Linked DNA regions of Mus musculus: region 2 is linked to region 1. The links are chromatin loops, found by intact Hi-C in ENCODE. Cell type or tissue: gastrocnemius. All regions are shown on one strand. Links, peaks and the distances in the headings refer to the core of each region. The heading gives the core; the rest is flanking DNA. Region 1 holds the start of Epb41l4b (erythrocyte membrane protein band 4.1 like 4b). Region 2 overlaps Ptpn3 (protein tyrosine phosphatase, non-receptor type 3).

Evidence for each region. A loop is a pair of places that touch in the nucleus more often than their neighbours do. Peaks named below come from ENCODE experiments on the same cell type or tissue, not always from the same donor. Only the 100,000 strongest peaks of a DNase experiment are listed, where the experiment ranks them.
Region 2: it touches region 1 in a loop (3-fold over the local background); 4 of 42 quality-filtered maps call a loop at or near these places.

Annotation. Positions count from the first base shown.
Region 1 is chr4:57,135,785-57,150,660 of GRCm38, forward strand. Epb41l4b (erythrocyte membrane protein band 4.1 like 4b) reads right to left here and starts at 7,372. Exons shown (of 25, transcript NM_001355492.1): 1 at 7,064-7,372. The coding sequence starts at 7,369. LOC108168956 reads right to left here and starts at 8,867. Exons shown (of 2, transcript XM_017320489.1): 1 at 8,822-8,867; 2 at 7,474-8,207. The coding sequence starts at 8,867. The coding sequence ends at 7,474. In gastrocnemius, for the core only: a CTCF peak has its summit at 7,998 (motif pointing left); DNase peaks (open chromatin) are centred at 3,772, 5,412, 5,705, 6,274 and 4 more places; H3K4me3 peaks cover 3,452 bases; H3K27ac peaks cover 2,310 bases.
Region 2 is chr4:57,266,720-57,281,595 of GRCm38, forward strand. It overlaps Ptpn3 (protein tyrosine phosphatase, non-receptor type 3), which reads right to left. Exons shown (of 26, transcript NM_001384115.1): 2 at 3,304-3,458. The coding sequence starts at 3,441. Among named protein-coding and RNA genes, the nearest start is that of Gm12536, 26 kb to the right of the region's middle. In gastrocnemius, for the core only: a CTCF peak has its summit at 4,488 (motif pointing left); DNase peaks (open chromatin) are centred at 4,468 and 8,580; H3K27ac peaks cover 1,442 bases.

The DNA of each region.
Region 1 (14,876 bases), core at 3,629-11,628:
AGTCTTTGTAAGCTTCATAGAATTCCTGAGCACAGATCCTGGATCTCATGTACTTCAAAGGTCCCTCACAAGTCACACAGTCAGAGTTTACAGCCCTCCATACCTGCCCCCAAGGAGCCCAAAGGGTGAACGGGCTCCCTCCTCCCCGCTCCTATCCTCTATGCCTTTGCACCTGCTGCCCAGATACCTTCTAGCATGTATCCTTTGGGACAGCCCCAGCCACTACAGCATCAAAGCTTTTCCAATTCTACCGCACAGTTCAGTGGCCCCTCCCTTGTACTGCTTCCTATGGGGTTACATGTCTTTCACTGACTATGAACTCAAGAAAGACACAAACACATACACACGCCCCCACACACACACACACACACCGCCAACACACTAGAAGAGCTTCCACAGGCCTTGTTAACTACAGAAAATTTGCCTTGCACAAGCAAAAACACTTTGAAAAACAATTTTTGTAAATAGACTTTAAAAATCAAGTGACCAGGTAAGATGATACAGTTAGCTGGAGAGGAACCACAGAGGCTGAAGATACAAGGCTGGAGACACTGGAGCGGAGGGGACACAGGCAAGGCTCCAGCCCACACCCCACAGATCAGCTTTGGCTGGAGGCTTTTGCAAGCATTAAGGACTGTGGCTTCTTTCCTTTCTCAGGTTCATTTCTGTGGCCTGGATCTATGCTCAGGGTCCTGGGATTATCCTGGGTCCTGGGAATGCTCCAAAGGCTAACTGTTGTTATCCTTAAGTTTTACCGGAGAGAGTTAGGGGCTTAGCTGGCAGGTTAAGAAACAAAAAAGACAGCTTAGGAGAGAAAGGGTTTATTTTAATTCACAATTCCGAGTTAGAGAAGCAACTAGTCCCACCCACAGTCGAGCAGAGAGAATGAATCTGTGCACACCTACTACTCAAGCTGACTTCTCTGCTGACACAATTCAAGACCGGAACTCAAGGGAATGAATGTGGTGCAGTCCACATGGAGGCTCCTCTTCTTGTATCAGTTAACATAGCCAAGATGATCCCCACAGTCAGGGCGGAAGTCAACGTGATGCAGACAATCTCTCACTGAGCAGGTCCCAGGTTGTTCTACATTGTGTCAAGTTGACACCTAAAACTAACCACCACCCTGTTCCAACTTATGTTCCCTGATGCAAGGGACTCAAGAGAACCCGCCAGAGGAAGAGTGTGGGGAAGGGAGAGCTCCAAGCTTGCTTCTCACCCAAGTAGGGAAGCTCAGAGGACCAAGCCCACTGCTGTACATTCCTAGAGTGTAACAAGTGGAGACCCATAGCTTCACTGTAAGGTCAGGGTCAACAGGGCCTCTCCAAATGGCCCTTTACAGTTCACCACCCAAAATACACATTTTCATACGAACACAAAGATTAAAAGTACAGATGGAGACATAGCACAATGTCACCGGAGGTTCCGACCTCTCACGAAATCTGAGAAGCTGTCACTGGGTAGTTAAAGTGGATGTCTGCAGCCAGCCAGCCAAGGAGGTCCAGCAGTAGAAAGGACACATACTGGAGGAGGAGGAGGAGGAGGAGGAGGAGGAGGAGGAGGAGGAGGATTTCTATGGTTACCAGGGTAGAAGTTTTCTAAGTTCTCACACAAGTAGGTAAGGGGAAAACTCATCCCCATGGCCTTCTGCTATTTCAAAACCAGGGGCAAGATTCAGTGAGATTATACACATGGGAAATATTTAGCAAGTTAATGTTTGCTCAGAGCATGTACCTCTGGAGGGTCACGTTACTGGTCCTGGAAGAGATCAGGGGAACCCCCACTCGCCAACCACACCCCTCCCTTCCTCACACTGCCCAGTGTGGCACCAGCTTCAGGCAGTCTCTGCCACATCCCACCAGGGAAGGGTGCCTACCACTCACCTCACTCACTCCCAGCTCAGCTTGCCTTTCATAATAAAGGCACACTTTACAGAAACGACACAATCTCACAACCCACAGGGACAGTCTGGTGAGGGGCGGGGCAAGGGCTGCAGAGCTGTCATTCGCCAAGATCTACTTATATGAGACGGCCTGGACCAGGCAAGGCAGCTGAGGCAGCCAGACCTTGGAGGGTTCCTTTTTGCTCCTTCGTTCTTCCCTCCCACAATGGAGGGCCAAGGAAACCGATCACCCATGCATACTCCACACTGGCACCTTGCCCTTCCCCCACATGCTCACCTGATTCCATCTATGAACTGCCCCAGGGCCCTCTGCCCCTTCTCCCAGGGATGCCCTCCTCACCCTTCACCTGGAGTACTGCCACAGTGTAGCTGGCATCCAATTCCTCCTCCAGCCCAGCCTCCACTCCACTCTAGCAAAAACAGGCCAATACCCAGGTCAAAGACTGCCTCGAGGCCACCATATACAAGCACACCCACCCTGGGTTTAAGGCAGTTGCCTCTGCTTGTCGCCAGAGACAGAGTGTATTAGAGAATGTGAAGGGACACAGGAGTCAGCGCCACCTGCAGTGGAGGACTGTGAACACTCAGGAACTTGGTTCCCTGAAATACTGAACCTGGAATGCCAGGCGTGAAGTCTGTGGATTTGTTTTGCAATTTTTGATCGTATTACTTTATGTGTATAGATATTCTGCTTGCCATACAGTCTGTGCACCAACTGTGTGCCAGGTGAGTGCCGTGGGTCCTCTGGACCCACAGTTACAGACAGTTGTGAGCTGCCAAAGCAGATTCTGGGAATTGAACTTGGGTCCTCTGGAAGAACAGTCAGTGTCCTTAACTGCTGAAGCCTCTCCAGCCCCAAGAGCCCTGCAAATATTTGAGGAGGAAAATAACACACACACACACACACACACACACACACACACACACACCCTTTCTGCATAGGTAAGACGAGCCACAGCAAGCGCACAAGCCAGCAAGCGGGACTTAAGGAGGCATCCTACAACCTAGCTTGCTGTGTGCGCCATTCCAGCCCTCCAGGGAGTGACCACAGGGAAGTCACTTTATGGCCCCTGGCCTCACTCACCCATATATACATTGGATGGAGATGTGCTTTCTCAATCCCTAAATAAGGAATATGATCTTTATGCTGTGCCACGTATGCTCTACCAGTCCTAAGAGTCCTGTGTCTTTTCTCTTCCAAAGTGAAGCTTGTTTGTTTGTTTGTTTGTTTGTTTGTTTTTCAAGACAGGCGGGTTTCTCTGTGTAGTCCTGGCTGTCCTGGAACTCACTCTATAGACCAGGCTGGCCTCGAACTCAGAAATTCACCTGCCTCTGCCTCCCAAGGGCTGGGGATTAAAGGTGAGCGCCACCACTGCCCGGCTGAAGCTTTTTTTAAAAAAAGCATTTCTCATACAGCACCCAGCTTCCAAGCCCACTAAACAAGAGCTAGTCGAGGGTAAGCCTGCTGGTATGGCTCACTTCTGTTCCCCTAAAGTCCATACATAAACTTCTCCACATTCCATAGAAAAGGACGAGACGTTCACAAAATTATGACTTTCTAGCAATTCTTGCTGTTTACTGAAGCATTCTAATTTGTTTTTAATCATTTCATCCCATTTAAAAACAAACCAACAAACAAACAAACAAAACGGGGAAGCCAACGCTCAGAGCCCAAGTGGCCTAGTGTGGCAGTCGGGCTATAAAGTAACACTGAAATTCTCTGCGTTTGCACAGTACCCTAGTGAGTCGATGCCAAGTTCCAGATCCAGTGAGAGCAACTGTGCCAAATGCTACACTGGCCAACCAGCCTTCCCCTGCAAGGCATGGCGGGAGTGCTAACTGGCCAGCCACTGGTCCCAGCAGCTTTGCACACGGGGCTGCTGAAAGATACACATACACTCGCTCGCTCACGCAGGCAACAGAGGCGGGGCTGAGCGGAGGGGCCCAGAGCAAGAGCCATGCCAGGGATTTAGTCAACAGAGGGCTAAATATGAGTCAACAGTGGGTGCTGCTGCCAAGCACACCGAGCAGTGGGATCTGCAGACGCATTCATAGAAGGAAAGTGCCTGGCTCCCTCAGACCAGACCACACCTGAAGGCTGGGCATGGCTGGACTAATAGGAGGGAGGTGCCCTTCATGAGAGGGCGGGGTTTCTGAAGAGAAACTGCAGAGAAATGGCCCAGGGTGGCAATGTTGGTGTTACCTGGAAGCTGGGCTTGTGTACCAAGCCCACTTTGGACTGTATACTATAGGTGAGACCTTCTCGTTCATTTTTTTATTCGGTGTTGAGAAAGCTCTCACTCTCTACTTGAAGGACCCAGAACATCCAGGCATGCTAGCAGATTCATCCAACCAGACTCCAAGTCTGTTGGGAGGGGACTCACTAGGAAAATGGCAGTGGGTTCTCCTTTGATTAATTATGACAACTGGACCATGGCTCTGCCAAGTAACAGTAGATTTAACCTACTTCCATTTCAAACATCAAAAAGTTCAGGAAATCCTTCTTTCCCGATACCCACCTTACATCCTATACCCCCCACCTGCCCATCCTTTCTCCTACTTCCAAATGTGTCTTCCAAGAGCCTCAAGGCCACTCCTCCCTGACCTTTGTGTTTACAGTAAGTGGCTCAGCACACTTGAGACACCCCATAAAGGGTGAGTAAGTGCCACAGCCTTGTCATACTTGAGTGTGTCACTGTGTCTGAGGCCATCCTGGAACACAAGTGTCTGTCCTGAGAGGAGCTAATATAAAAGATTTATGACAATACTTTACCATTTTGTACACTGAGCAAAGGACTTCTTGAATCTACCAGAGGGATTTAATTACAAAGGAGACATAGTTAGTCTGGCTAGTTCCCTGAGTCTTTATGGAAGGGATCCAATATAGAAGGAAGCTTAGGGGTACCAGGTCAAAGGTAAATCCTATCTGTGTGACAAGCAGCCAGGCAAGGCCATAGCCCAGAAAGCAGTAAAAATCCAGAGACAGAACAAGCACCCGTGGGGTCAAATGCCTAGAAGGAGGCACAGAAAGGGAATCCAGTAAAGTGGAACAGCACAAATGCCAGATTCACAGGGGAGCCACGGCCTGGCGCTAAACCGCTGTAACTGGGAGAATTAATTACAGGAACCAGCACTCCGATCTGGGAAGATTAGTGGAGGAGATTTACTGATGCGATTCCAATATCTAATAAATCTTTAAATCAATGAGCCATGTTCACTGGCAATTCTTCTCCATCTTTCCTCCCCGAGAGCTTACACGACATAGCCAGCGTTGATTTGCTTTTTATTTGTCTATGGACATGGTCATATGTCTGTTTTTATAGATAAAACTTGAGGTTCATTAAATCACACATTTTTTTTAAAAAAACATCAAAAAGATCTACCATCTGAAGGAAACCCGAGATGGAGGAATTCTTCTGTGCCCTTTTATAAAAAAAAAGGGGGGGGGGGAGAAGCCTTTTAGGAGGCCACTCTTCCCATCCCCCACGACCCCACCAGCTGCAGTCAGTCAGCTTCCCAACCTGTTCGTTTGTGTACCTGTTTGGATCTCTTTAGCACACAGGCACTTTACTCCGTTTGCAATTTTTCATCTCAGAAACACCACTTAAGCCTGTCGCACAAACCTGACAGTAGCAATACATTTTATAAGCCAATTATCCCTGGGGAACAGCCACGAAAACTACCAGGCAGGGAGCACCGACAAAGTTCCCGGGGGTATCATTCCTCTGCCAGATGCAAACTGCGCCACAGCCTCTCTCAACCCAAGCTGCCCACTCACCTAGCCTCTGCTCCCCGACTCGCAGGCTGCCTCTCTGCATCAGAGCTGGCGAGCCTCATTCTTGGGGAGCGGTGACATGCATGCTTTTTAAAAGACAACAGCTTTGGGCTGGGGAATGTTGGCACCTTTTCTATGAAAAGGCCTCGCGAGGATATTTTTGTGACAAAATGCTCTCCTATAGAGCACAGGAACCACAAAAATGAAACTACCATAAATTGAAGCTGTCTCCAAATTAACCCACAGGAAGCAGCATTAGAGCCTAGGCTAGCGAGGCTGATTTTTCCCATCTGAAACCCTTACAGGTTAAGTGTTCTCTCCTTAAATCCAACGAATTCCTACCACCCAGTTACAGACTGTCCGGAGGCCTAAACACTCCGGACAATCTGTAACTCATCTAAAGCTCAATTACTGCGGTGTCTTCAGTCATGCCCAAAGATTCCCGAAGGCACCGTCTGCCGCAGCGCAGTGGGCGCCCGTTAGTGCAGCGTTTGATAGGATCTGACTGGCCCCTTCGGCCAAAAAGGCTCTTTTGGCGGCTGGACTCCCTGTCGGAGACACTGGCGCTGGCCTAGCTTGCCACTGGAACTGGGCCCGGGTGCAACCACCTGTGGGTGTGTGAACCGGACGCAGGCCCTGGTGCTGCCACCCCGGGATGCCCTGAACGAACCACGCAAACTGCCGGGTGTGGGAGAGAGTGGGTAGGCCAGTCCAGAGGGGACCGGGGCCAACTCCCAGCACGCCAAGGCTTATCTCTCCGTTCAAAGCGGACCTGGCCTGAGTTGGCTCCCAAGTCGCTCCACTCCCTGCGAGGTTGTGAGCCAGGGAGCACTTTGGGATAGGCTCCCTATGGGGGCCATCCACGGGGAATCGGGAGAAGGCAGAGCGGCAAAACTGTTCCCTAAGCCTCTTCCCAAACTTGGGGCACCTGCTGAGCAGCAGGCAAGGATTTCTTCTCCACCAAGGCCTGATACCCAAAGCGGGATACCCCGGAACAGCCCTGCGTCGCTTGAAAAATTCTACTCAATCCAGCAGCCGAAGGCCAACATTGGCAGGGAATGCCAGCCACCTGCGCCAAGGGGAGGGGACGTAGGGACGTGTGCATGGGATAGCATGGGGTAGGAGTGAGGCACAAAAATCCTAGGTGGTCGCCAAAGAAGGGCGCCGCAACCCTGCGGTTGCAAGGTGCCAAAGACTGGGCCCCAGAGCATACCCGGGCTGGTGGTCTGGGAGGGTTCATGGCTGGGGAAGATTGGCAGAAGATGGGGGAGGGGTCCCCAAAAAACAGCCCGGGTAGCTTCCCAGAGAGAAAGAAAGACTGGGACAGGGGGTTCTGACCCAAGCAGAGCAGGCTGCTAGTGCCCCGCACGCGCCGCGTCACTCACCGGCAGGTCCACGCTCACTTCGGTTCCGTCGAGCAGGAAGACACGGCAGTAAAGGGTGGCCTTGGCAGCTCCCGAGGCGGAGATGTGCACAGCCGCGCCGCCGGTGAGCAGGGGCCCGCCGCCGGCCGGGAATACGCTGCCCCCGGGCGCGGCGGGCAGCACCGAGGAGCTGGCGGCGGCAGCCGGGCCCCCTCGCGGCCCCCCGTCGCGCTCGTCCCCCAGCCCGGCGGCCCCGCGCCCCGCCGCGCCCCGCGCGTAGCGCTGCATGGAGCGGCGGCCAAAGGTCCGGCGCAGGAACCGCAGCATCCTGGCCGGGGGCGCCCCCTGCCTCCGCCCCCTGCGCTGCCGCCGCGCCGCCGCCCGGGAGCGCCCGGCGCCGCCGTCAGTGCCCGCCGCGCCGCGCCGCCTCCCGCGGGCTGCGGCCCGGGGCTCGCTCCCGCCCCAGCCGAGGCCGCCGCCGCGCTCCGGCCGCCCGCGGGACGCGTCGGCCGGGCCAGCGCCCGCCGAGAGTAGCCGCGCGGGAGAGAACGCGCACAGGCGGCCCGGGGGACCGTCCCGCTGCTGTCGCCGCTGTCGCTGCCGCGCGCTTGGGGCGGTCGGTCGGTGCCGGCTGCTGCGTGGCCGCTGCCCCGCGAAGAGCGCCGCGGGGGGACCCGGCTGCGGGCTGCTCCCGCGCCGCGCGCCGGCCGAGGGCCAGCCGGAGCAAAGCGCCTGCGTGCTCCCGGCGCGCTCGCTCCCACTCGCGCCGCGCCCGGCCCGAGGAGGCCCCCGCCGAGCGCCCGCTCCCGGGGCGCCTTTTCCTGCGCCCGCAGCCCCCGCCTCCCACCTGGGAGGGCTGCACCTCCAGCCGCCGCCGCCGGCACTGCAGCACGCCCTCCTCCCCCGGGGCTGCGCCGGGCTTGTGCTGCCCCCTGCCGGCCCGAGCGCCCCCTGCTGCTGTAGGTGCGCTCACGTGCGTACACGTAGGTGAGCACACACGTGTTTCCGGGCGCGCAGGACCCCCTAGAAGTCCAAGAGTTCCTCCTGCTTGACCAGATGAAGAAAATAAGACTGTCTCCTTCCAGGGAAGTCTTACCCCTAGGGCAAAGAAAAACACGGCTCTTTCTGGAAGAAAAACAAAAACAAAAACAAAACACCAACCGTACTCAGTTTCTCCTTCTGCAGAAGTGGAGTAGGCGACCTAGAAGGTCCCTGCCACTTAATGAAATTCTATCTGCTTAAAATCTCAACCCTGGCTGGAGCTTTAACCTGCCAGTCCAACGGACCCGTTCCAAACAAGAAAATTGAGGCCTGCGAGGAGGGGAAGTACTTTTCCATACTCCTTTGGAGACACCCTGCTTCAAGGACCTCGCCCATGCCCAGAATTAAGGAAAGGTCCTGCATAAGCTATTGCTACTGAGAAGGTTGGTCAAGGTTGGACAGACTCCTGGGAAGCGAAGCAGAACATAAGAATGAATTGCATAGGGCACATGGAGCAAACTGGAGACAGCGAATTGCTAACAATCAATGCCCACAGGTTCAGGGTTTGCCCACAGACAAGTGAGTTGTCCTGTGTTGCAGAAAGGAATGTGGGAAATGAAGCTGAAAGGAGGCCAGGCCTTTGGGGAGAATAACACTACTGTTTATCAGGCCCTAATTTTGTGCCAGACATTACGGTAAGCCCTTTCCATATGTCTTAATTTAGCCTGTTAGCGTACAGGTTATTACCTGGATCATACAAAGGAGGAAACTGAGCTTTGGAGAGCTTAAGAGACTGACATACAGACTCATTGGGCTCCAGAGCTACTGGTGGAGCTTGTAACATGGTTGGCAAGCAAATGACAGTTTAAGAAAGAGTTGGGGAAGCAGTGACCTCAGCAAAGCACACAGAGAAGACAGGGGGTGAATGTAGGACTCATTCCAAAAGAGACATTTATTGAAAGCCAGGCATTGTCTTAGATTTCACCGTTTGCATCTTCATTACTCCTCATTCCAACTCTCCAAGACAGTTCTATGCATTCCCGTTCACTTAGATGGATTTAGAACTTAGGTTTGTAATATGCTTGCCCAAGGTCTGACAGCTGCCCCGAATTCATTCTCTGATATTATGGGGACCACCCATGTGACAGTTTACTCTGTAAAATGGCATCTACACAATAAACCATTGGATACCCACTCTGCCCTTTACCCCCACAACAAGATTGAACAGAAACTATGTACAAATTGGCATAGCCCAGGCCAGCTGACTAGTTTCTAAGGCTATCTCCAGGAATGCTGCAGCAGAGTAGCCACTCCAAGATGTCCACCTATGCATCTTGCATTTGCATCGTTGTGTTTCACTGTATGTAGCAAAGGTGGGCTTGGTTCTACGCTCGAGTTAAAAAGGTTGAAGTAGGGATTCATAACAGTAGCATAATTACAGTTAGGAAGCAGCAATGAAAATAATTTCATGGTTGGGGTCACCACAACATGAGGAACTGAATTAAAGGGTTGCAGCATTAGGTAAGAAGGTTGAGAACCACTGCTTAGAAGCAAGAAAGGTAAAGGGTGATTTATGCCCTAGGAAGTCTAGAAGGAATGAAACACTGGCTTCAGCCTGTAAGATCCACCTCGGCCTCTAGCATGGCAAAGTAACGCTTTAATGTTGTTTTAAGTCACTGTATCTGTGGTTCTCTACGTCAGCCAAATAGGAAGGCAGGCACGCTACAAGGGATGCAGCTTTGGAGAATCACAGCTTTCAACGCTATTCATTCATCTGGTGTGCATCATCTGAGTGTGTAGTTATTCAGAGCTTCTCTCCTGTTGAGCTCCAGGCTCCATTAAGGTTATCGAGCCCAGATCCCCACACTTGTGACTCCGGTCAGACCCAATGGCCTCTGACAGTGGCATGCTGAATTGCATGGAGATTCCAATATATCAGGCCCCGCTATCCGATGGATCTCGCCCCATTTAGCTCTTACATGGAGGAGAAATAAGTCTTCAGACATTACTACACAGTGGTTCTTGTCACCAACATTTCAACCTCAGAATTTGCACGTTTCATGAGCAACCTTGCATTTTACAGTTACAGGACTGTATGTTCCAACAGCTGCTCATTTGCAGCTGCTGTTTTCAGACCCTAAAGTCTGTTGTTTTATCAAGTCTACAAGCAACCCCTCAAGTCTTTCTTTTTTTTTTTTTTTTTTTTTTTTTTGGTTTTTCGAGACAGGTTTCTCTGTATAGCCCTGGCTGTCCTGGAACTCACTCTGTAGACCAGGCTGGCCTCGAACTCAGAAATCCGCCTGCCTCTGCCTCCCGAGTGCTGGGATTAAAGGCGTGCGCCACCACACCCGGCTCTGATAGTCTTTTCTTGGACCCCCTTTATAAGGAATACAGACAGAGCTGCCTGCGTGTGTGATTGTATCGTCCTTCGTTATCTATCGGTGTATATGTATTTGTGTATGCACATGTGTACAGAAGTTGATGGTAGGTGTTTTCCTCAATCGCTCTCTACCTAGTTTTTGAGACGAATTATCTGACTGAACCCGAAGCTCACTGATTCAGACTGACTGAGTCACCAGTTAGTCCCAGGGATCCGACCTTCTCAACTTCCCCAGCACTTGGGTTACGGGCGAGTACTGCCATGCTTGGCTTTTATATGGCTTCTAGGGATTAAACTCCGGTCCTCGTGCTGTGTGACAATCACTTTACCAAGAGTATCCTCTGCTCCCCAGTGCATCGCACTTTAATGACATTTTTGGTCCTTAAACTACTTTAGAACCCTGATGCTATGAATCGGAATGCCTGAGTCCTTTCAAAACCCATGAGACAGGGCCTTTGTGAAGTGAGTAAGTTGTGAGGACTCTGTAAAAAAATTAGTGTCTTTGTAAGAGGCTCTCTTGCCCTTTTGGCCATGGAGGGCACAGCGAGCTTTTACCTATAGAGCCCTCACCAAACACGTAGTCTGATGGTGCCTTCATCTTGAATTTCTCAGCTTCCTGATACTATGAAAAATACATTTGTGTCATTATGAAGGCACCAGTTTGTGCTATTTGGATGGAGCACCCTAAGTGGACTAAGATACCAGTATTTCTCATGCATCTTTGTCTAGAACCACCTTAGCCAACCCTCAGGAGAGTTTATGCTAACTTTCTCTCCTGGGTTATAGCAGTGACTTCATCTTAGCTGTATAGCAGTGATCCTCAATTTTCCTAATGCTGTGACCCTTTAATACAGTTCCTCATGTTGTGGTGACACCCCCCCCCCAACCATAACATTATTTTCATTGCTACTTTATAACTGTAATTTTGCTACTGTTCCAAATCCTTATATAAACATCTATGTTTTGTGATGGTATTAGGAGACCTCTGTACAAGGTCATTTGACACCCCCAAAGGAGTCGTGACCCACAGTTGGGAAACGCTTGCTGTGTTGGTTCATCCAGAATAGAACCCGTAGCATGGGCTCCTGGCCATCTGCATTTTACAGCTCATTCCTTACCTCTCTGCCCAGGACCTCAGCTCACAAGCACTTCCCATCTCTACTCAGAAGTTTTGCGCCCTCAACAAACCTTAACATTTCCTCTACATCTGCCCCCTCCAGTGTACTCAAATCATTAATTAAATAACCCTTAGCTTTTTTTTTCCTAAAGCTCGTCTAGAAATGTACCATGTGACCCAATCCTTTGTTTCCTGGATTGAGGCTCAAGACACTTGTGCCTGAGTCCCATGGGCCTTCTTTCCTCCCTGCAAAGGACAAGATAGCACTTTAATCTACGTCCCTACTTCTTCCTTTGTAATTTTATTCTTTATTCTTTCTATAACAATCCTTAAGGATTGTTATAGAAAGAATAAAATTACTATTATACGATACAAAGCCATTTTGCAAATGTTGTATACATATCAGCTTATTCTTTCGTGGATGTGTACATGAGAACACGTGCCAGAAATCCACTGTAGATGTCATTCCTTAGACAATGTCCCCTTGAAACACTGTCTCAGTGTCCTGCAGCCTTTTGATTGGGCCAGGTTGGCTGGCCAGGAAGCCAAGGGGTCCTCCTCACCACCTCCCTAATACAAGAGTTACAAGCACTTGCTACCACTCCTGGCTTTTTAAACTTTCTTTAATGTGGGTACTGGAAATCAAACTCAGGTCCCGTGCTTGGAGTGCAAGCAAGCACTTTACCAAGTGAGCTCTCTCCCCAGCTCCCACGTGTCAGCTTAACCTTTCACAGCGTGGACAGCTGTGGTTTCTACCAAGCTAATGTCTGTTTTGCTTCTTTGAGTTACCATATAGAACCATTCTGTCCTGACTCAAAGGCTTAAAAGTCTAGAACGCTGGTTCTCAATCTTCCTAATGCTGAGACCCTCTAATACAGCTCCTCCAACCATAAAATTATTTCATTGCTACTTCATAACTGTAATTTTGCTAGCTATGAATTGTAATATAAATATCTGATATGCAAGGTATCTGATATGTGACCTCTGTGGGGGGTGGGGGGTGACCCACAAGTCAAGAAGAAGTTGACCCCATCTTCTGCCTCAGGTATGGGAACACGTGAGCAGACATGGCCAATCACGGGGCTGCATTCCTTCCAGAGCCCTGTCACTGGCTCAGGAATGTGCAGACTGGTGGAGATTAGCTCTGGGTGGAGCTTAGGCAGCAGTTTCTTTCCATTGAAATTGCTGAAGCATCTGCTGGCTTTGCACTGCTTCTTATAGGCCCACTTTGACATCATATAGAGAACCCCTGAGGATGGGGCCAACACACCGAGAGGCAGAGTCAAGAGACACAGATTTCTGATGACAGTTTGTTCTAAGTACTTATATCTGGCCATTGCCCGAAGCTTAATCTACCGCCTGCAATACAACTTTGAAGAAAAGGAAGATGGTGGTAGACTGAGATATAAATGTATAAATATACAAATACATAAATCACTTAACACAATCTAAGGGCAGAATCAAGATTGGGATGATTTCACGAGTGCCGGGAGGTGGGGGGAGGGGGGTCTTCCCTTTGCACCTCTGTTCTCTTTCTTGAGCACGGGATATAAACACGACTTCAAATATGCATTCAGTTTGTGAAGAACTTGGCCCCAGGCAAATAATTAACAACTCCCATCTCTGAATTTCGAAGAACTAAATAAGCAGTTATAAGTAACGTAAGCTCTTAATCCGGAAGTAGAAGCGACAAAAGGACCCAAATCTATGGTTTTGGCCAATCTTTTCCTTCTTGGGACCTCTGCCTCAACATGCAAGCTCACTGTCCGCAATACAAACACCCACCGTAGATGTCATTCCTTAGACAATGTCCACTTGAAACACAGTCTCACTGTCCTGCAGCTTTTTGATTGGGCCCTCTATCTAGCCCTCGGTCTAGACACAAGCGATCCTATCTGGAAGAAAATGGTGCCTCTTCTTTGCCTGCTGGTAGCCTGAATGTGGGCTTCCTAAGTGAAGCCATTTCTTCCCTGAAGGGTATGTATACTACATTGAGGAACATCCATGGCTCCCACAGGATGGCTCCCCTAGCCGAACCCAAGGTACAGAGAGTGAGAGAGGGCATTTACTATACATAGTGCCTGCTCAACCTGCTTCCTCCCTGTTTCCAATATGCCTTGCTCTTAGGTCATCCAAGCAGTGGTCACTCCTACTAGATATCTCTGGTGAGCTCTCTGGTCCCTTACTGATGTCTGACTCTTGCTGGGGAACCATTGGGCACTGGGAACCATGTCTTTCATCCTAGAAAGGAGACTGATGACAGACTAAAGAATATGGTTCCACCCTGTCTAGCTTGAAGAGCAGTGAGTTTATAGGGGATCCTTATTGGGGATTCAAAGGCAACTGCATCACCCAAAGCCACCTCAGTAGAGGTTACAATTCATGAAAGCTGCATCATTGGCACTCCCCACCCAACCCCAGCCTCCATAACTGTTTTCTGCGTATAACTTTCTGAGCACAGAAGCCTTGTAAAGTTGCCTTAGCTTTCTGAGTCTTATGAGGTGCCCTTCTCTCTCCAATAGGGAGTGGTAGCCATACAGTGTTTACTCCTTCCTAGAACGCTTTTTGCCTCTGCTGCTTCTTTTCCAACCATTGGATATTATAATATCAGTGCTGTCCAGTGAAACTTTCAGCAGCAATAAAGACTGGGGTGTGTGTGTGTGTGAATGTGGGGGTGTGTGGGGGAGGTGTGGGTGTGTGCACATGTGTGTCTGGTGATGTGTGTATGTGGTATGTGTGTGTATGTGGTGTGTGTGTGTGTGTGTGTGTGTGGTATGTGTGTGGTGTAAGTGCACATGTGTGTGTGCATGTTTGTGTGTAGGTGGTGGTAGTAGTGTGTGTATGTAGCATGTTTGTGCGTGTGTATATGTTTGTGTATGTGTGCTGGCATGTGTGCATGTGGTATGTGTATTTGTGGTATAGGTGTGCATGTGTGTGTGCATGTTTGTGTGTGTGTGTATGTTTGTGTGTGTGTGTGTGCATGGTTGTGTGTGTGTACATGGTTGTGTGTGTAGTGTATGTGTATGTGGTATGTTTGTGTATGTGTGTACATGGTTGTGTGTGATGGTGTGTGTATAGGCATGTTTGTGTGTGTGCGTGTTTGTATGCATGCTTGTGTGTGTGGTGGTGTGTGTGTCTGTGGTGTGGGGGGGTATGTGTGTATGTGTGTGTGTGTGGTGTGCTGGTGTGTGTGGTATGTGTGTGGTATAGGTATGCATGTGTGTATGCATGTTTGTGTGTATGGTATATGCATGAGGGAGCACGTGGTGTGGGTGCACACACCATACACATATGTGTAGAAGCCCAAGAGGGATATCAGGCATCCTGCTTTCTCACTCTACCATCCTCCCTTGAGG
Region 2 (14,876 bases), core at 4,079-12,078, 130 kb after region 1:
TTTCTTAGAGGACACAGCACGGACAGTAGGGTCCACCTGGGGACAGGGACAAGGAACCGCTTTGTGTTTAGTGGGGTGACAGGGTGGAGTGTCATCCCTCCCATCATTCTAGTGGCCGCCCAGTCTGAAGCTGGCTGCACAAACGAAAGATAGCTGGGGACAGTGTGAGACAGGCACACACACAAAATGGGCACAGAGCACTTAGGGGACTTCAGATTCTGTTTTCAGAGGTCGACCTCCCAGGGATGCTTTCATCCCAACCCATTCAACTCAGGACAATACAAGTCAGAAATAGACAGGTATAGAAGAGGCTCTTCCTGCGAGCTTCTGAGAGCAGGTGATGCACAGAAAGTGGGTCGCGGAGACCAGGGTGGGGAGAACAAGGTAGCATGTGGACACTCCTGTGGCAGCGGCTTCCGCGTGACTTGGGGGGGGGGGTCTGCTCTGTTGTGTATGAACTCGGTCATTTTCAGAATGCACTACCTGTCCATTTTGAAGGCCTCTGGACCTGCCACCATCCATCACAAGAGTCTTCACGGGTTTTTAAAAAGCAATACAGCCCACCCATTTCCCCAAGTTACTAGATGTGTGTGTGTGTGTGTGTGTGTGTGTGTGTGTTGTGTGTACAGTTATGGGTACACGCACCCCTGGGGTGTGTAGAGGCCAAAGGTTGATGCTGGGATATCTTCAATCACATCTCATCTCATTTTGGGGACAGAATTTCTCACTGAACCTGAAGTTTACAGTTTTAGGCAGAGTGGCTGCTCAGAGAGCCAGTGGGCTCTTGCCATCCCAGCCCCAGTGCAGGGTTACAGCCACGTGTACCGTCAGCTACTTTTTACGCTTGTGCTAAGGATGTGAACTCCTCATGCTTGCAAAGCAAGCACTCACTATCCACTGAGCCATCTCTTCAGCACACGGGACAATCTCCTAATGATCAGAGCTATCTTCTCACTTAGTGTAACTATTACTTATGTTTGGGATATTGTTTATGTAACTTGGACTTATTATGTCATTAGTGACTGTAATTTATTATAAGTAAATAAAGTGGGGGGAAGGGAAATACAGAGAAGACAAACTGGCAAAGTAGCCCAACATCGGCCTTGCCACCGAGGGCCCCAGCACTTCGAGGCGACATGCCTGGCATACCCGCACCATCAACCAGTAGCTACATGATCCCCTGACTCGGATTCGGCGGTGCAACACCAAAGCCCTTTTGTTCTTGCTGGATTGAGCCTCATCTCTGAGCCAGAAAAACACTCATGTGTCAACTCTATTCCGTTCTAGTTCCCAAAGGAATTAAAAGAGAATCCCACATGTGGTGACGCACACCTTTCATCCCCCAACATCCTGGAGGCAGAGGCAGGTGGATCTCTGAGAGTTTGAGGCCAGCCTGGTCTACATATCGAATTCCAGGCCAGCAGGGGATAGATATACAGTGAGACTGTGAATGAATGAATGAATGAATGAATGAATAAATAAATAAATAAAGTGGGGGAAGAGAAATACAAAGAGGACAAACTAGACCAGGAAAACATGACAGAGAGCCCCACTGTCACTATTTGGCTCTATCTTCCAGGTACTGCCTTCTAGCCAAGCTCTCAAGACTGCTCTGCCCACCACCAGGATTTCTCTCAGGGACTGCTATGGTAGTCTATCAGTCCTCTTCCCCTCTGGCTACTTCAGACTGAGTGACCCTTGAGTCACGCCATGTCAGGCTGCAAGTCAGAGCTCTCTACGTTACCCCGTGTAGAAGCCAGCATGCCCGGGCTCCAGCTGGCCTCTCACCCCATCCCTGCTTGGAACCTCTCCGACTTCACTTATCTCTGGCTCTCTCCCCCCAGGGCTCAGGCCGTTCGTTCCCCGGGAACTGGCCTTTCACCATGTGGGTCTCAAGGCTTGTCAGGCTCAATGGCAGGCACCATCACTCCCTGAGCTATCTGCCCTTCTCCTTCTTGATAACAATAAGTGTTAACTCATCTTCAGAAGAGCAGAACATGGCCTTAGAGACAGGTCAAGAAGAGAGCCAGGCAGAGGGGAGGAAGGCTGGGAAAGGAGTCTCTGCTAATCACCGCCATTGTCTGCACCCCTGGGTCCTGTGTGCCGCTGAGAACATTCTCACATCCACTGTATGGGGCAGCTCCCCTGGCCATGGTTTAGAAGAACTAAAAATTGTCTTTTGCCTGAACCGAGATGACTAATAGTGGTGAGGAGACAGAGACAGAAACAGGGGGGTTGGAGGAGGGAAGGAGAGAAAGGGAGAGGAAGGGAAGGGGGGAGGTGACTGGGTAAAACCCCACAAGGGTGGTAGTACAAGTCTTTAACGCTAACTCTTAGCAAGCAGATGCAGACAGGCCTCTGTGATTTCTAGGGCAGCGTAGTCTTTATAGCGAGTTCAGGCCAGCCTGGACTACATAGTGAGTCCCTGTGGAAGGAGAAGGTAGGGTAGGGTAACAGTAGCAGCTACAGCAGGGGTCTGTCAGTTTTCATTAAGGTTTAAGTGCTATGGCCTTTTCTGGTCACCCCTCCCCAATTTTGTTTGTTTATTTGAGGCCCAGGCTGGCCTCGAACTTCTGCTGCTCTGGAGTCTACCTTCCGAGTGCCGAATCACAGGCCTTTATCATCACATCCAGCCCGGCTCCTCTATCACCATTCTCTTTCTCGGCACATAAAACTGGGGCACAGGTGACTTGGAGTTGACGCCATCAGGACTGAGAGACACAAGAAGTCCCTGGGCATGGGTGGTGGCTGGGTGCGGAGCCAGCCGAGGCAGCTGCCGTCCTTGCCTCTCATAGCTGCTTACATGAAGATCTGAGATCAAGGGCTCGGAGCAGGAGCCAGGCAGGACCTTTAGGATTCCTGCCACCCACGAGGCTGACCATCTCACAGAGCACAGCTGAGTGCCCAGTGCTATGCCAGGACACCCGGCCTGTCCTCATGGGGCTCACACTTTAGCAGGACACTTATATCCTAGGTTGCTTTTTTTTCTTTTAATGCTATTTTTAAAAACACAAAGTCACGTGGCTCAAATAAATCACGTACAGGACATAGTCATCCAAGGGCCAGCTCTGCCTAGGGGACTATTCGGGGAGGGGAACAACATCCCAGAGCCATCAACCTTAGAAGATGCCAACAGATTCACATCCCTAAGAAGAGACAGAAGCACAGCTCCCATGGCCAGCCCCATCTCACCGTGCCAGTTCTGAAATTTCAAGCTTTCCTTGTTAGCTAACAACCTCTTTTTTGTTTTGTAAACCAAGAACTGATTTAGGCAGAAAGAAAAAAAAATTATGGAGAACTTACGTTAACTTTAAAGGTCTGTACCAAGCCATCTAAAAACCGTATGCTGCAGATGACCTCGGATCGAGTTTTCTCTTTGGGCAATTCAGAGGTTCGGGTATTGTTAATTCTTCCACCCAACGCACGTAACCGGGAGGTCATAACGGCCGCCGAGTAACCTGCAAGATGAAGACACCTGTCAGTGCTTTCCAGGCAGGCAATCAGGCCTTACACAGCCCCTCGCAGGACGGCCTGGCTCCTCACAGCATCAGCTGCAGAACCTGTAGGTAGAGCAGGGTAACAAAACCATCTTTGCATTTCATTTTTGACTTTTGAGGTGTGCTAAGCTGGTGTTTCTCAACCTGTGGCCTCTTTGGGGAGGGTGTCAAACACACCTGTTCCCAGGGGTCACCTAAGTCCACTGGAAAACATAGAGATTTACATTACGATTCACAACTGTAGCAAAATGAATAGTTTTGAGGTAGCGATGAAGATAATTTCATGGTTTGGGGTCATCACGACATGAGGAACTGTATACATGGGTCAGTCACAGCATTAGGAAGATTGAGAACCACTGCTAAGCAGAATCTGTTGCTCAAAGATGCAATGCCACGTTAGGTCAAGGAAATACATACGTGGCTTATTTATCTGTTTGCCCTGTTATCTCTAAGGTAGTACCTTCTAATTTCCCAGAGGAAAATTCCTACCTTAGGTTGTTGTTGGTGGTGGTGGTTTTTTTTTTTTTTTTTTTTTTTTGGTTTTTTGAGACAGGGTTTCTCTGTATAGCCCTGGCTGTCCTGGAACTTACTTTGTAGACCAGGCTGGCCTCGAACTCAGAAATCTCAAAGGCTGGCTCTGCCCACCCCCCCACCCCCCGAGTGCTGGGATTAAAGGCGTGCGCCACCTCGCTCTACCTTAGGTATTTTTAAGTTTTGCAAAACTAAGCATGAAAGAAATATGTAAAACACACAAAAGCTGGTTAATAAGTTATGCTATATTAAAATTAAGAACTATTTCTTTGTAAAAAAATTTTTTTTAAAGATTTATCATATTTTGCCTGAAGAGATGGCTCAGCAGTTAGGAGCAGATACAGCTCTTGCAGAGGACCAAAGTTCTAGCTAGTCCCAGCACCTACATCAGGCAGCTCATGGCTACTTGTTAGCGTCAGCTCCGGTGGAATCAATACCCTGCCCTCTTCCGGCCGCTGAGGAAAATGCACATACACAGACACACTGAAAATAAAGGTGAAGCATTTCTTTTTTTAAAAATGGGAAGAAATGAGGTTCTTAGGCAATCGCTTGTCAAAGAAATGCAAAGTAGAGCCACAGAACGAGGACAGACGTAAAACTGAGAACAGTGTGGAAGGGGTTCAGCTATCCGTCTCTCTGAGATGCTGCAAGGAACATAAATTGGGGCTGAAGAGATGGCTTAGCGATTAAGAGCTCTGCCTGCTCTTCCAAAGGTCCTGAGTTCAATTCCCTGCAACCACATGGTGGCTCACAACCATCTGTAATGGGATCTGATGCCCTCTGCTGGTGCGTCTGAAGACAGTGACAGTCTATTCACACACACACATATACATACATACATATATATCTTAAATTAACACAACTACTTTGGCAAACTGTTGGGGAAAATCTCTACCAAGCTGAACACACCACCACGTTCCAAGATATGACAATCTGATTCCTAGGTATGTGTCCAATGAAACAACACATTTCATTCACAAATATATACGTACAAGACTCTTCATAATACCAGCAGATGGGAAGAGATCTAAATTCCAATCGGCTGAAGGATGGGTAAATCATGGCATGCTCAGATCATGCACCTGTATGTAGCCAAGCAGAGAAATGAATCCTTGCTGTGGGCAAAGCAGGATTTTCTTTAATGTTACTTTAATGGTTACTGTTAAGAAGCCAGGCACAATTCCAGGTACTGACTAGTGGCCGCTTCTGGATGGTCCTGAATGCTTTTGTATGTGTGCAGCGATGCCTACAAGTGAAAGCCAGAGGTCAGCAGAGGTTGCTGCTGTATGGCTTCTCTCCACGTTGGTTTTTTTTGTTTTGTTTTTACATCTTAAGATTGTGTGTGCTTGTGTGTGCCTGAGGAGACTAGAGGACAACTCGCAGGAGACCGGTGGCTCCTTCTCCCACGTGAGTGGGTCCCAGGGATTGAACTCAGATTGTCAGGCAGGGCAGACGCTTCGGCCTGCTGTGCCGCCTCACCAACCCCGACCCTCCGTCTTTAGCTGGTTTTACTAGAGAGCTCAAGAGTGGGAAGGCAGAATAAAGAGATTGGCAACTGAACACAAAGGCCGCAGCAGCATCCTGTGGATGCGCTCAGGGAGAACTTGAGACTAAGCGGTTTGGAGGAGGCGCAAATGCAGATGAAGGTTGAGGGGGGCTGTGCTCCCCCTCCCCCATGCTGTGCTCCCCCTCCCCCGTGCCGTGCTCCCCCTCCCCCAGGGTGTGCTCCCCCTCCCCCATGCCGTGCTCCCCCTCCCCCATGCCGTGCTCCCTGCTTTCTGACCATTCTACACACACACACACACACACACACACACACACACACACACATACACACACACACACACCACTCCCTGGGGGAAGCCTTCCTGGGTCTCTCAGCCAATGTGTTAGACTCTCAACTGTGCTCACTGTAATTCTGCACTTAAAAGTCATGATGTGGGTTTCTAACTTCATTTCCTACTACCAGCCTAGCTCCGTGAGGTCGGGTGCTACTCTGGCTCACTGGGCCTCTGACACTCAACACTGACGGGCAATCCGTTAAGTACGTTAAATAAACCAATAAATGCATGAAGAATTAAGCATCTCCCAGTCTTCCAGGCGATGCTCAAGCTATCCATCCAAGGTCCATCTGTTCTGGGGGACCAAGGCAGAGACACCCGGAGAGACAGCACCAGATACCAAGGCAGGACCAGATGTAAAGACCTAGGCAGTGGGAAGAGAGATGTGTCGCTCACCTGTGGGAAGGAGGGCAGAGCAGACCAGAGACTGAAAAAAAAAAAAAATCAAACGTCTGGGATAGCAAGGACCACAGACTAGGTACATAGGACGACAGAAGCTGTGCTTTGAGTCCCTAGCAATAAATTCAAGGTGCTCTAGGTAAAGTTCTATAACTAGCTCGGGACAGGAAACCTCAAATATTAATAATTTTTTTCCTGGAGACTGATAGTACTAAAAAAAAAAACAGGAAAAAAGAAGAAAGCTGACACACACACACACACACACACACACACACACACACACAGAGATTTCCACCCACTCACCCACCACCTCCACCATGCCCTTTTCAATAAAAATGTCACTGGAATCAGGGATGTACTTTCTGAGTAATACAAAAAGTTATCAAGAGACAACAAATGTCTTCCCGAATGCTTTATCCCACACGCAACTGAATATGTCAGCTCTGTCGCTGGCTTCTCCTTTAAGAATCCCAGGTGGACTGTGTTCTTTTAACATACAATAGCATAGTTAGGAAGTACATTATTATTAATGGGCAGCGGCCCTCAGAGCTTCCTTGGGAACTTCTATAGATGATTCTCGGTCCCACCTCCCATGGGAATTCAGTGCCCTGGGCCTTTAGGAACCCCTCAAAGGGCAGTCTGGAAGCTGAGATCGCTGAGGTCCAGACAGTGGCTCTTCACACGGCTGGCCTTGGAACACAGCGAGGTCTGCAGGGCAGATAAAGTATCCTCACACAGACACTGAACAGAAAACCAAGGTCTTCAAGGAGGAAGCCGGGAAGGAAAGCAACAGGAGCCGCATGCCAACCACAGGCAGGGCTTTGCAAGGCCATTTCCCCCAGGCAACCTCTTATCCCTGTGCTAGCTAGCATCAGGGATGATCCTAGCACTGAAAACTGAACCGTGGCTGGTGATGCTTCCCAGCATGGCCCGAGTATATTTAGGGAGACTTTTCCCTCCTCCCTGATTGTCACACGAAGGCCTTGGAACCTAAGGACAGTGTCACTAAAAGTTGTTTCGTGAAAACTGCAGAATATTTTTCCGGCAATTGTCCCTAAAACAAACCTTGATAAGAGCTTGCTTGACATAGATGCTAAACTACATATTACCGAGCCAGGAGGTGTTTCCAGATTGTCTTGAAACTGTGTCTTAAACAATCTGGCTGGACAATAGATGCTGACAGATTGCCCTGTTTCCTGTACCGCAGCCATTGGGGAACTCGGGGGTTCTATGGCTTCCTTTATAAGCCTCTTAATTCCAAACAAAGCCAAAACCCAAACAGGAACACACTGGCCTCAGGAACCAGGGACATCACAGCTGCAGACCAAGCCACTGACATCATGGGAGCTGAGCCTATTTGCACAGTGTTTCAAATCAAAGAGCACTGGGGTAGCGGGAACACTGGCTGTGGGTTCTACTGTGATTCAGATCTTAATCAAAGATGATATTCTGAGAACATATTATAGAAAAAGCATGATCTCATTATGCACACAGCTGGGGCTCAGTAAATATTGCAGAGGGAATACATAGGTGCCTAGCATGGACAGGGAGTAGACATGCATTAAAAGGCACTGTTTGTTTATTACCATTGAGGCGGGGTCTCATGTAGCCAAGGCCTGAACATAAGGCTCTTAATCAATGCTAAGTTTCTGATGTGAACAGGAACTGACTATAGAATCCAGATTTTGTAGGGCTATCTTAATGTCAAATATCTCACACATTTATAAAGACTTCATTTCTATAATGTTATCCCTTTTAAAGCAACTCACTGGTGTTCAAAGGCAGTTGCTACTATAGCTGTTATATGCCTCTGGAAAAAGAAATTGGGCCTTTACTTTGAGAATGCACGTTTCAGGGCCCAGGGATGGAGCTCGGTGAAGTTGCTCAGTTTGTATAGCAGGCCTAGGGACCAGGATTTGATCTCCAGCCCTGTATAAACTGGGCAACATCCACCTGTGACCCCAAACCCTCAGGAGTAGGTGGAGGCAGGGATAGCAGAAACTTAAGGCCATAAGACTTTCAGAAAAAGACAAATGGATATTGATTCCATTTAATTTAATTTATTTGAGACAGGGTCTTATATAACCTAGGCTGGCCTAGATGCTTCGATGTGGTAAAGGAGAGACTTGAAAATCTTGGTGCTATTAGATGTCAAGGCATGCCCCACCACAACCAGATCTTTTAAAAGAAAACAGTCTGGATTTATAAACAAATGTGTTGAGTATTCTGTTAGTGAACCGTGGAACCTCGAGACTAGAGCCAACCCAGGTAATCACATTCAGGCTGACCTTGCCAATACTGCCATCTAGTGGCCAGCAGAGGAAAGCTCTTGCCTCCAACCCTACGACTTAGGGGGAGACACAGGTTGGCTGTGTTCTTGTTTACTGTGCAATCAATCACTCTCCGGCTGGCTATGTAACAATTTCTCTGCGGCTCAGCTTCTTTGTCCTGATCCTTCCTCCCTGCTGGGCTGAAGAAAGCTTTCTTCCTTCCTCTTTTTTCTTCCTAATTCTGAGCATCAACAGATGATGGATCTGCCTGACAGGGAGATTTCTAGCACAGAAAGGAACACAGCGTCCCCATCAGCCTCGTGATGACTCACCAAATCAATACCAATTCTCATCAATTATCAATATTTAATGGATGGGACATAGAAGGTTTATTTGGCCGCTGAGAGAATATCAGTGTTGCCTTTTCTTTTTTCTTTTTTTGCTGGGATCATGGAAGCTGGGCTGCATTTTTTTTTAAAACAATTTAGTCTTGGTGCAGGAAGGGAGGGGTGGGGGTGAGGGAAATCAACCAGGCCCTTAACAACCACATCACATGCTTTATGATTCTCCCAGGAAAAACATAAACCAGTTCTTCCACCACTGCCTCCGCCTGACAGGCAATGCCCCCAGGCTTTGGTTTGGAACCAGGATAAGGTGCCCGAACATTCTAAAGGAAGTGAGAATGCCTTCTGCAGATAAAACTTTACAGGAGTGCGGAGATGAGTCTGTGGATAAGGCACTCAGCATCCAGCCTGAGGACTGGAGTATGGGAGTTCGGATCCCAGCACCTACATAAAAACCAGGCAACATAAACCGGGCGTGGTGGCACATGCCTTTCATCCCAGCACTTGGGAGGCAGAGCCAGCCTCTGAGATTTCTGAGTTTGAGGCTAGCCTGGTCTACAAAGTGAGTTCCAGGACAGCCAGGGCTATACAGAGAAACCCTGTCTCGAAAAACCAAAAACCAAAAACCAAAAAAAAAAAAACAAAAAAAAAAAAAAAACAAAAAAAAAAAAAACAGGCAACATGGCCATCTGTAACCCTGGAGGCAGGCGGGCTCTCTGGCTGAGGAGAATCTACAAGCTCCTGGGTGAGTGAGAGGAGGTATCACATGGGTACAGACACACACTTACACGTAATTTAAAAAATAAGAGGAAACCAGGTGTGAGAGCTTATCCTTTAATCCCAGCACTCCTAAAGCAAAAGCAGGTGGGTCGCTTGCACATGCTTGTGAGACACACACACGGCCATGTGTACAGACCCCAGGGTTTGCTCTTAGGCACATGCTACAGGTCTGGTTATCATTTTACCTGTACATATTTTAGCACTGATCTCCCAAGACCAAGTTTATTTATGTATTTCAAAATCACAGTGAAACCACAGCACTCAAGAAAGCAAACACTGACCAAGCGTTTATCTTAGAGCTGACAGTAAGATTTTACAAATTATCCTGATCCTTCCTTTCCTCCTGTCCCGGGATGCAGTCTGAGACCACGCATACTTTACTGTCAGAGAGAAGACATACATACGTTTTTTAATAACCCCCTACCCTAGACAGAGATACAGGCAACCTGAGAGCCACACACTGGGAAACTGTCAACCAGTCTCCAGGATTTCTGCCTATAACCAGGGTCTTGGGGCCAAAGCGCTATGTCAGTTTCTGAGCCTATGCTACAAAGTTGCTTCCCAGAGGTACATAGCTCGGCAGCTGCCCCATCACTGGAGTGCTTCCTAAATCATTGTTGATGAAGTGACAGATTTTCCAGTCTATAGGTCAGGGCTGGGATTAGCCCAGAGGTCAAACAGAGAAAGAAAGTTCAAAAGTGCTGTCACCTTGCAATTATGTAACCAGGTGTCTTGGCTTGTTCCCTCAGAGTTGGTGTTACCAGACCCCAAATTCTCATCACTCTGTAACACCTGAGAATGAAGACCAGGACACAAGCACAGACTGACTCCCTCTCAGACACGTGTGGAAGAGACAGCTAGCATCTTCTTAAAAGGAGCATGGGGGAGGGGGAGTTTACATTGTGTATGATTTATTAGGCTTGCCAAATGCTTTAAAGTTCAATTCAGCCAAATGAATTAAAAATGAGTGGTTTGGAGCTGGAGAGATGGCTCAGCAGTTAAGGGCACTGACTGCTCTTCCAGAAGTCCTGAGTTCAATTCCCAGCAACCACATGGTGGCTCACAACCATCTGTAATGGGATTTGATGCCCTCTTCTGGTGTGTCTGAAGACAGCGACAGTGTATTCACATACATTAAATAAATAAATAAATAAATCTTTAAAAAAAGAAAAAAATGAGCGGTTTTAGTTTTTCCTTGTAAAGTACCCACATATGTACGCATCAACGCGGTTTCGTTCGATCAATTTTAATTATGTGCAGTTGGTAACAAAATTCTGAAGTGGCTCATGGAATCTCATCTTTTCCCTCATGGCTGTGACTCTCACAAACTGACCAACCCTATCTGTCCACTGTCCTTTCCTTTTCATGGCTTTCTGAATCTCTTAAATACAACCCTGCACATCTTCACAAAGGTGCAGTGCAGGCTCACTGTTACCGTTGGTTTCCATTGTTCACAGTGCTGAACAAGTGTAAAGTAAGGTCCAGGCTGCCCCAGCGGTCAGGAAGCAGAGATGGGAGAGGAAGCTAAATGGCTCTTGTCTCAAAGAATAAGGTGGGGGGAGGGAATGACAAAGAGTCCAACACCAACCCTGGGCCTATTCGGGCACACATACCCAACACACACACACACACACACACACACACACACACACACACACACACACACACCTACTAAGTTAGCAAAACAAGCCTGTTCATTAAAACAAGGCATGATCATATTTATTGCTAAATTAATGTTAAAATCCATTTTTTAAAAAACATCAAGCTTATATACCAAAAAAAGAAACAAAAAACTCCCACAACAGCAACAAAATACTTTTAAAACAATACTTTTTTTTTTAAAATAATACTTTTAAAGCTTAAAGCCTAGGGGCTGGAGAGACGGCACAGTGAGGTTAAGATAGCTGCTCTTCCAGAGGACCCTGGTTCAATTCCCAGCACCCACATGGCAGCTCACAACTGCCTGTAACTCCAATTCCAGGGGATCTGATATCCTCACAGACATACAAGGAAAGAAAAAAGCTTAACGTCTGCTAAACAACGATAATCACAAATGGTGTAAAAACAAAACTTTTTTTTTTGAAACTTGCATGTGCATTTATAAAATGGATCCTTTTCATCAGAAGTGCACTTAAGACTTAGCAATCAGTCTTGACTTTCACAAAACTCTACCATCTTCTCTTGCACCACCAATCCTCATGCTCCAAGACCACAACCGCAGAATTGGCTCATTTGTTCCCTGACCTTTAATTTGTTCAGAGAGGGGACCTCCCAAAGAAGACCCTGAGCCCCCAAAGCAGTGCTGAGATAATCTCTCCCGTCAGTTCAATCCAAACCAGAACCTGTAGTTAGCTCCCTTGTTCCCAGATGACTTCGAAATGTCAAAATAGTTTTCTTATTCGAGAGCCCAGGGTTTATCTTTAGTTTTTATTTATAGGTTGGACACCATGACACCGTGGTCAAAGCTAACAAAATAAAAAAGTTAGCCTGGGCGCCTGGAAGTTAAGAAGAGGCTTCAGCTCCTCTCAGAGCGCAGGATGGGAAGCAGGCTGAAGCCACAGGCGGTGAGAGGTGGCCTATAAACCGCTATAAAAAAAAGCGAAACAGGCTCCAGCCCTCCGGGCCTCAGCTACCTTCAATACTTCTGCCTCGGGGAAGAGGAAGCCAGGCCCAGCACAGGAAGGTGGCAGCCCTGGGTAGGTATGAGAAGCCTTTATCCTGGGGTATCACACAGGGCAAAGGCAACCAAAACTACCCAGGTCCCGAGTCCTCCCTCGTGTGACTCCTCTCCCCAGCTGATACCAGTTGAAGACAAGATTTTTATTAGTTATTTTAATGTTTGGGAAGATGTCATCAAGCCTTCAAGTAATCCCCAAATTCCGGCCTTCTACGAGGGTATTTTCGGTAGCCCCACCCCCTGCCCCAGGACCTGTAGATCTTGTTTATAATTACTTTTGGCTTCCTTTGTTATTACTTTGGCAAAGGAGTTCCGGCCCATTGACTCAATATTCATTTACTTGGCCCCAGGCCAAGCCAGGAAGTGGCCAGCCGGTGGGGGAAGGTAGAGATGCGGGGAACCTGGCTTCCATAGGAGGTGAAGACGTGTCTAGGGGACAAGGAGGCTGAGACCTTCCAGGGTGAGGTGGGTGACAGGACCAGCTCGCTGAGGTTTCCAGGCAAAGACTCCACAACTATGGGACCTTACTGAAAGGTCAGGAGAGGAAGTTCTGGGAGGTTTTATGAGCTCCAGAGCAAAAGAGGAGCCTGAGGGATAGCTGATATCTTAGTGAGCGTTCTGGGAGGATTAGGCCAGGTTCTTTTAGAAGCTTTTACATAAAAGAGGAATAAGGATAAGGTGAGAGGTTTAGAATCAGGCAATGGGAGGGTGGGAACTCCAATTTAATCACTTTAGTGGAGGTTAACCTCAGCAATTGCTTACTTTTTTCTAAGAGTTATTTAGGAGAGAGCGGCTACCCCTGCTTTCCAAGGCCAGTTTTGAGATTAGCAGAGAATGTACACCTTAGCCCAATCCACTGGACTGATTCTTTTTAACTCAATGGTTAAAGAGGCGACATGAACCGGTTCAGGGCCTGGGAGGTGGCTCAGTGGGTAAGTCTTTTCCATTGGAGAGTAACAACCGGGAGTTTGAATCACCTTCTGTGAAGGCTCCCAGAGCTCCTGTGGGGAGATGTGAGGCAGAGACAGAATTTCCAGAAGCTCAGGGGCCAGTTCACCTGGAATACGGTACAGAGAAGTGGAATGCAGAAGAGAGACCCTGATCTCCAACACGGAAGGATGCCAAGCGTCAACAACACCCGTTTACTCTCTGACCTCCACAAACATGTAGTGAGCCTCACGACCCTCACTCGCGCACACACCACACTTACTCAAACAACAAAAGAAAGAAAAGGAAGCAGACTTCTGCTCAACAGAAGAAGGGGCCTAAGGTAAAGGCTGCATAAACATGGAAGATACTAAGCTCTCGGCTGAACGACTGGGTAGCTCTGAGGAACCTGGTGGCGGGAGGTTCTTAGTTGACCAAAACGCATTACTATAGGTAATTAAATAAAGGAACTCGTATTGAAAAAGCTACTGGAGAGTATGAAAAATGAGCTTTAGGCTTTGGGGACCAAAATTCTATCATGACTTCTGTTTTGAAAGTGCCCAGGGTATATATTTCTGTTTATAGAAGCCATATTCCACTGTAGAACTGTTCAGTTTCTATCTCCTTACATAGACTTGCACGGAAATGATTCTACATGGATGCCTCGCTCTTGAAAGTTTTAAACAGCCCATCAGAGGTGTAAGAGTACTATTTAAAGAGTGAAGCATCATGGAAGGCTTAAAAAAAGGGAGAATGGAGTAAGCCCAATTCTTAGCACTTTCTACCTAAAATTAAGCGACCAACCTCTTTTCGCCTTGCCCATGGACAGTTCCACCAAGCTCAGAACAGACTGGAAAAAGCAGGATGGAATAAATTTACTCTACAGGAACATGAATCAAGTTGCATAAACTTTACAAAAATACTGTGTTAATATTTGCCCAAGGCCATGGCCACACCCATTTGGGTGTCAGCCTCTGATATTTCGGTCTTGGGCTTCAGCCCCCGACCCCTTTACAGCCAAAAAAAGCGGCAGAAGCCTTCACTAAAGAAAACAGCTAAAGTCACTTTGAAAGGTTTGGGATGTGTTAATCATGGTGCATCCCAGCCAAGAGGCTGGAATCTCACAGCAGAATGTCCTGCCAGCCTCCGCCCCTGCCAAGATGTCTGAAGCCAGGGCCAGCTGGGCCAGAGAAAACCCATACTCACTACCATAGAGCTGCCTTCCCCAAGGTTTTATCTCAAGGAAACACATAAAAACGCTCCAACCCTTATCCTTGCTCCCATTCCCAACCCCTACTTCCTAGCATCCTGGAAAGTCTTTTCTTCGGCCACCTCTTCCTTCATGGGTCTCCTAGGAGAGAGCCCGCAGAGGCTCGTTCCAGCCCCTAAAGCCCTCTGCTTGGAAGGTTTCAATCCCAACAGGTCATCTTGGGTTAGACCAAACACAGTAACCATGCCAGCCGCCACTGCCTCTAGAAACTGAGATAGAGATGTGCTCTCATGGTGCCTATTCAGCTTCCCGAAGTTTTTTTTTCCCCCCTCAAGATAAAATGAGGACAGACGAATAATAAAAGAAATGTAGCCGGACAGTGGTGGCACACGCCTTTAAC